Regions from separate parts of the Homo sapiens genome. Here region 2 is linked to region 1. The links are chromatin contacts, found by Hi-C in ENCODE. All regions are on one chromosome and are shown on one strand. Each heading gives the region's core, a stretch centred on a gene start or an enhancer-like site at or near the end of the contact. The rest is flanking DNA. Distances are from core to core; before and after follow the strand shown. Region 1 overlaps POLN (DNA polymerase nu). Region 2 overlaps CFAP99 (cilia and flagella associated protein 99).

Region 1 (2,704 bases), core at 205-2,704:
GCTGAGATACCCGGGGGGGGGGGGGTGGCCTGAAAGCAGGACCCCGGGAGCACATTTCCAGGGGCCACCACAGAGACAGGGAACCATGGTACAGGGTGAGGATGCGGCTGAAATCCTGGCTGGCGCACTTTTGAGCCCTGTGACCTTTTGGTGCCTCAGTTTCCCCACGTGCAAAGAGGGGATCGTGTTGGTGCCTCTGTCGCAGCCTGCTGTGAGGTGGAGGTGAGTCACAGGTGTCCTGCTGGGCTGGCAGTGAGGCCACTGTGCATGAGGGAAGGCAGAGGGGCACGTGGGACGGGAAGAGTCTGGAGGAGCTGCTTGGAGCACTGGCTGTCTCAGGAGCCAGCCTGTTTGCAGCCACTGGTCACTAGCCTGCAGGAGGCTCATGGGAGAGACCTTGTGGCCTGAGAGCATGTGACCCCAGACGCCCGCGGGTCCTCGGTGGCCCCTAGGCTGCATCCATGGGGGAGGCCTGCAGTGGGTGGCCAGGTCTTCTCATAGAGGGGCTCCTCTGGTCCTCCTGACACATCAGTCGGGAACACAAGCTCTAGGGGCCTCAGTGCCTGCGGGGAGGCTGTGTTCTCTCCATCTCAGTACAGGGCTGCACGCTGGGCTGGCCTGGGAGGACGGTGCACGCCCTGGGCCATGGCTTCCTAAAGCGAAGGGAGCCAGCAGGGGGTGACACCATAGGGCGTCAGAGCTGGTGGCTTCTTGGACACCTGCCGGGGGGAGCAGCTGCTGAGCCACGAGGCAGCCCCCTCCCCTGGAATCCATGGGAGAGGGAGCTGGGAGTGCCTACCCAGTCTGGAGTGTCTGGCCCAGACCCAGCCTGGGTCACTCCCAACTGGGGGCACTCAGCCCTGCCCCGGCCAAGTGGCTGGGGGTGGTGGACGCGGCACTTCCCACTCACAGGAAGAATTCACTCAGACAAGGATGAGGAGGGCTTTGCACAGGCATTTACTCCAGGGGATGGCGGGCCACCCCAGCCCCAAAGGGTTAATGCGTCCTGGGGCGTACAGAGCTGGTGACCTTGGGGAAGGCCACACAATGGACTGCTGGAAACCAGTTCTCTCCTCCCACTGTTGCCTGGGGCTACAGACAAAATGAAGGCGAAAAATGCAGGGGTGGGGGCTGGGTGCTGGCAGGGGACCCAGGGGCAGCCAGGCTGTTGCTGGGAGACTCAGTGCGACATGGGCCTGGCGGAGGGCCCCAGGCCTCCTGCAGTGGCACCAGGTGTCCCCATGAGCGGCCGGCACTCAGGCTCACCTTGAGGGGTACCTGCAGGTGGCAGCCAGAGGTGAGCCCCACGCCTGGGCCAGCCACCCCCAGCCACCTCCCAGACCCCAAGCAGGGGGACAGGGCCTACAGCACACAGGTGCACACATCCAGATACATGATCAGACAGCCACACGCACACATGTGCATACACGTGCACACTCACCACACTCGCCCAGCAACAGGCTTATGCCACATCCACCTCCCAGTCACGACACCTCGATCTTGGCGGAGGTTCCCCCACCTGCCAGGGCCTCTGTGCCAGTGGGTAGGCTGCGGCCGGCAGACAAGGTGCCCTTGGATGGGTGGGTGTGTCCTGGGGCATCCTGTGCTTGCCCCTCAGGGTCCTGCCCCCGGGAGGATTGGTGGCTCCTAGAGGCCAGGAGAGCCCTCCCGGGGGTCCCTGACCTTGAGTGGACCAAGCCTTCACAGCTCTTGACAGGGAGGGAGGGGTCCAGCCCCGGCTGCCGTCCCTGTTCACTGAAGTGAGCAGAGTCGGGTGGGGCTTCCCGGGCTTCAGGGACGGTCCAGCCTCCACGGCTGTGCCTGCTGTGGAGTGGCCATCTCGGGGCTGGGGCTGCACCCTTTGGCCTGGCTCTTTTGCCCTGGGGGTGCTGGCCTCCCCTCACCCTGGGCTCCGGAAGACCGGGCAGGCTTAAGTGTCCCCTCACCTGAAGCTGCAGCTCCAATGCCTGCACCTGTTCCAAGGACTCCATGGTCCTCCTGACGAGAGCTAGAGTGCGGAAGAGAGAGGAGGCCCTGCTGGTCTCTTGGCCTTGGGGCCTGGGAGCCGAAGATAAGAGAACTTTCAGGCCCGAGTCCTGCCCCGGCCCCTGAGCCCCCTTGTTTCCTGTGTCCACTCGGTCACCTGAACCAGCTGTGGGACCTTAATGCCCACAAGGAGCCCCTGAGTGCCCAGCCCCTGAGGCTGAGTCCAGCTCCCCCGGCCCCATCCACAGTCCAGGATGCCTCTCGCAGGCCCCTTGGCCCTCGCTGCAGCCCCTCCTCCTGGCCTGGCCCACCACACTGCACTGGCCCTCACCCCTACCCCTCCGGCTCAGCTCACCCCAGCTGGGGGCCATGGGGTGGGGCAGGCGTCATGCCAGCTCTGTTCCAGAGCCACTGGGGCTGGGAGGATGGGGGAGGCACAGGGAGCCCCCACCAGCCAGAGCCACCAGGCACACAAGAACCCCCCATCCCCACTACTGCCCGGTGAAGTTTGAGGCAACAGTGGCTTTGTGCCACAGGCAGGCTGACCCCGTTGTTGGGGCGTGGATCACCATGCAGCAGTGGGGCTCAGAGCCCTACGAAAGGGAAGGCCTGGGCAGGGGCCAGAGGTGGGACCCGCAAGCTCAGGCTTTCTCAGGGCTTGCTCTGAAACCTGGAGCCCCTGGATAAACATTCGTTCAGTCCTTTTGTGCTGTGTGAC
Region 2 (2,959 bases), core at 185-2,684, 390 kb after region 1:
GACACAGACTCAGTTATTCTCCAAGGAACCTCTGTGCCTCATAGAAGCCAGTATTGAGTTCCCTATCTGGGTGCTTTTCTGTTTTTTTCAACAGTTACCAGGTTTTTTTTGTTTTGTTTTATTTTATTTTTTTGGGAGATGCGGTTTTGCCATGTTGGCCAGGCTGGTCTCAAACTCCCAGCCTTATGTGATCCACCTGCCTCGACCTCCCAAAGTGCTGGAATTATAGGCATAAGCCACCATGCCTGGCCTACAGTCACCAGTTTTAAAGTACTCTAGCAATGGGGCTGGAAAGGATATATTTTAAAATTATGGCTGGATGCGGTGGCTCACACCTGTAGTCACGGCACTTTGGGAGGCCAAGGCAGCTAGATCACTTGAACCCAGGAGTTCGAGACCAGCTTGAACAACATAGTGAGACCCCGCGTCTACAAAAAAAATGTTTGTTTGTTTTTGAGACGGAGTTTCACTCTTGTTGCCTAGGCTGGAGTGCAATGGTGCGATCTCGGCTCACCACAACCTCTGCCTCCTGGGGTCAAGCTATTCTACTGCCTCAGCCTCCTGAGTAGCTGGGATTACAGGCATGCACCATCATGCCTGGCTAATTTTGTGTTTTTAGTAGAGATGGAGTTTCTCCATGTTGGTCAGGCTGGTCTCGAACTCCCGATCTCAGGTGATCTGCCTGCCTCGGCCTCCCAAAGTGCTGGGATTACAGGCATGAGCCACCGCGCCCGGCCAATAACTTGTTTTTTAATCTGTTATCACTGTGAAATTAACCCAGAATAGCTGTACTAGTGTCAACACTCAACTCCTGGGTGAGGAATGACATTTCATGTTTTGGATGTCATGGGTAATCATTCTTTGAATACTTTTTTTTTTTTTTTTTTTTGAGATCGGGTCTTGCTCTGTCTCCCAGGCTGGAATGCAGTGGCACAATCATGGCTCCCTGCAACCTCAAACTCCTGGACTCAAATGATCCTCCCACCTCAGCCTCCTGAGTAGCTGGGACCACAGGCAGGAGCCACCGGGCCTGGCTAGTTTTGTATTTTCTGTAGAGACGGGGTCTCACTATGTTGGTCTCAAACTCCTGAGCTCAAGCAATCCTCCCCCCTCAGCTTCCCCACGCGCTGGGATTACAAGCGTGAGCCGCTGCAGCTGGCCCTGAGTACATTTTACCAAAGTCTTCAGGCAGATTGTTTCATCAAGCAGCACTTGCATCTTTTTTCCACTTGATTCTGGCCACAGAAATGCTGTTCCATGTGTTCTACCTTCATTTTAATTTTGAAGGTGCCAGTGCAGGTAACTGAAAGTTCGGACTTGGTGCGAGCTCAGCGAGCAGCCAGTGCGAGCCATGCTCTGTGGCAGGAAGGAGGAGGGGATGTGTGGGAAACCTGGTGGGATGTCCACAGCAGGGCCCAAGGATGCATGTGGCTGCCCCTGGCCCCTGAGTGACGGCAGGCAGGACCGTGGGTCCAAGGTTGATGTCTGAGTGGAGCCAGCCAGGCATGTGACCCTGGACTCAGGCCCTCAGGCTGATCTCTCTGCTGCTTACTGCCTGGAAACCCTCTCCTTACTGTGAGCCTGGCCAGGTGACCACACACTCATCGCTTGCCAAACACCTATCCCTGTCCACTGCTCCCGGCCTGTGGCCCTCTTTTCCTTCTTCCCCTGCTCATTCCTCTGTGCCGACTCCCTATTCCGTGCCGAGGCTGGTGCTGTGGCTGATGGGGACACTCTTTCCTGAGCCCTTGCTAGGTGTTGGCCCTGCACCCAGTGCACCTGAGGAGGTGGGCGTGGCCATCTTCATTTCCCCACAAAGAAACTGAAACCCAGAGAGGCCCGAGACTTGTCCGCTGCCAGGGAGCTGCCAGGGTGGCAGAGGCAGAACTTAGCATCCTGTGTGTCTTACTCCCAAGCGGGAGCCTTTTCTGTGGACTGCTGCTGCCTCCCTGATTCCACGTTCCCAAAGAGCCAGGAGGCACCGCCGCCCTCTTCTGCACTCCCGGCCTGAGGCGCCCAGCCGTCTCCCTGTGCCATGGTCTGACGCTGTGGCTGCGCGGGGAGGGCCGGTGTGGACGCCTCTTTTCTCTCTTTGCTCATTGTCTGGTTGACTGAGACGGGAATCTTGGTATTTTTTGGTGCCCACTTTCTTCACCTCATATTTCTACACAACGTATTACCAAGTTTTTAAAGAAACTTTTAAAGTAATTTTTTAATTTCAGAACAATTTTTAAATTTACAGAAAAGCCGTAAATATAGAACAGGGTATTCCACGTCCCCCCTACCCCGGGCCCCCTACCCTGGTTCCCTCCACTGTGAACAGCCTACGTTGCTACTGGGTGCACTGGGTCTCTAGGGCTACTACAGCAAAGTACCACAAACTGGGTGGCTTCAGATGCAGGAAGGTTCCCCCCAAGACCACACTGGGAGGAAGGGAGAGGACATGAGGTGGAAGTTCCCCGCAGGCCCAACTTCCAGAGCACCGCCAGGAGTGAATGGGCTTAGACCTGGGTTCTGGGGTGATTCAAGGGCAGGGACTGGGTCCACCTTCAGACCTCATGCTGCGCCCTGGGCTGGGGCGGGACCAGGCAGGGAAGCCGGAGCAGCCCCACTCACCGTGGCAGGTCCGCTGTCTGGGCAGATGGCCAAGCTGATGCTGCAGCGTGCAGAGAGACGGCTCCGGGAGGACAGGTCCAGGAAGGAGCTGGTGGAGCAGGTGATAGAGGGGCAGAAGAACGCCAAGGCGGCCCAGACGAAGCTCGCGAAGGGCCGACAGCAGACAGGTAGTCAGGAGCCAGATGTCACTGGCCCTACCCCGCTCTTCCCCACTCGGGTGCTGGGCTGCCACCCTTTCCTGAGTGAGCCACTATGGCTGTCCAGGGTCAGGGACCCCTTGAGGGAGGCACTCCCAGGTGGCCGCACTGAGGCCAGAGTCCTGGCTGGGGAACCCTGGGGGAGG

The links. Hi-C counts contacts between places; a loop is a spot of excess contacts on that map.
Region 2: a loop to region 1 is called in a map of posterior cingulate gyrus, with 2.1 times the contacts of the local background. The contact joins two enhancer-like sites. A Hi-C loop is called at or near these places in 1 of 168 maps with a recorded cell type or tissue (posterior cingulate gyrus).

What each region holds. Positions count from the first base shown.
Region 1 is chr4:2,071,022-2,073,725 of GRCh38, forward strand. It overlaps POLN (DNA polymerase nu), which reads right to left. Exons shown (of 26, transcript NM_181808.4): 25 at 1,947-2,008; 26 at 897-1,278. The coding sequence ends at 1,093. Among named protein-coding and RNA genes, the nearest start is that of NAT8L, 13 kb to the left of the region's middle. Within about 2 kb of position 1,455, at least 4 of the 41 ENCODE cell types and tissues checked have a DNase peak (open chromatin) inside an H3K27ac peak, as active enhancers do.
Region 2 is chr4:2,456,082-2,459,040 of GRCh38, forward strand. CFAP99 (cilia and flagella associated protein 99) reads left to right here. Exons shown (of 16, transcript NM_001193282.4): 12 at 2,642-2,783. Among named protein-coding and RNA genes, the nearest start is that of RNF4, 12 kb to the right of the region's middle. Within about 2 kb of position 1,435, at least 2 of the 41 ENCODE cell types and tissues checked have a DNase peak (open chromatin) inside an H3K27ac peak, as active enhancers do.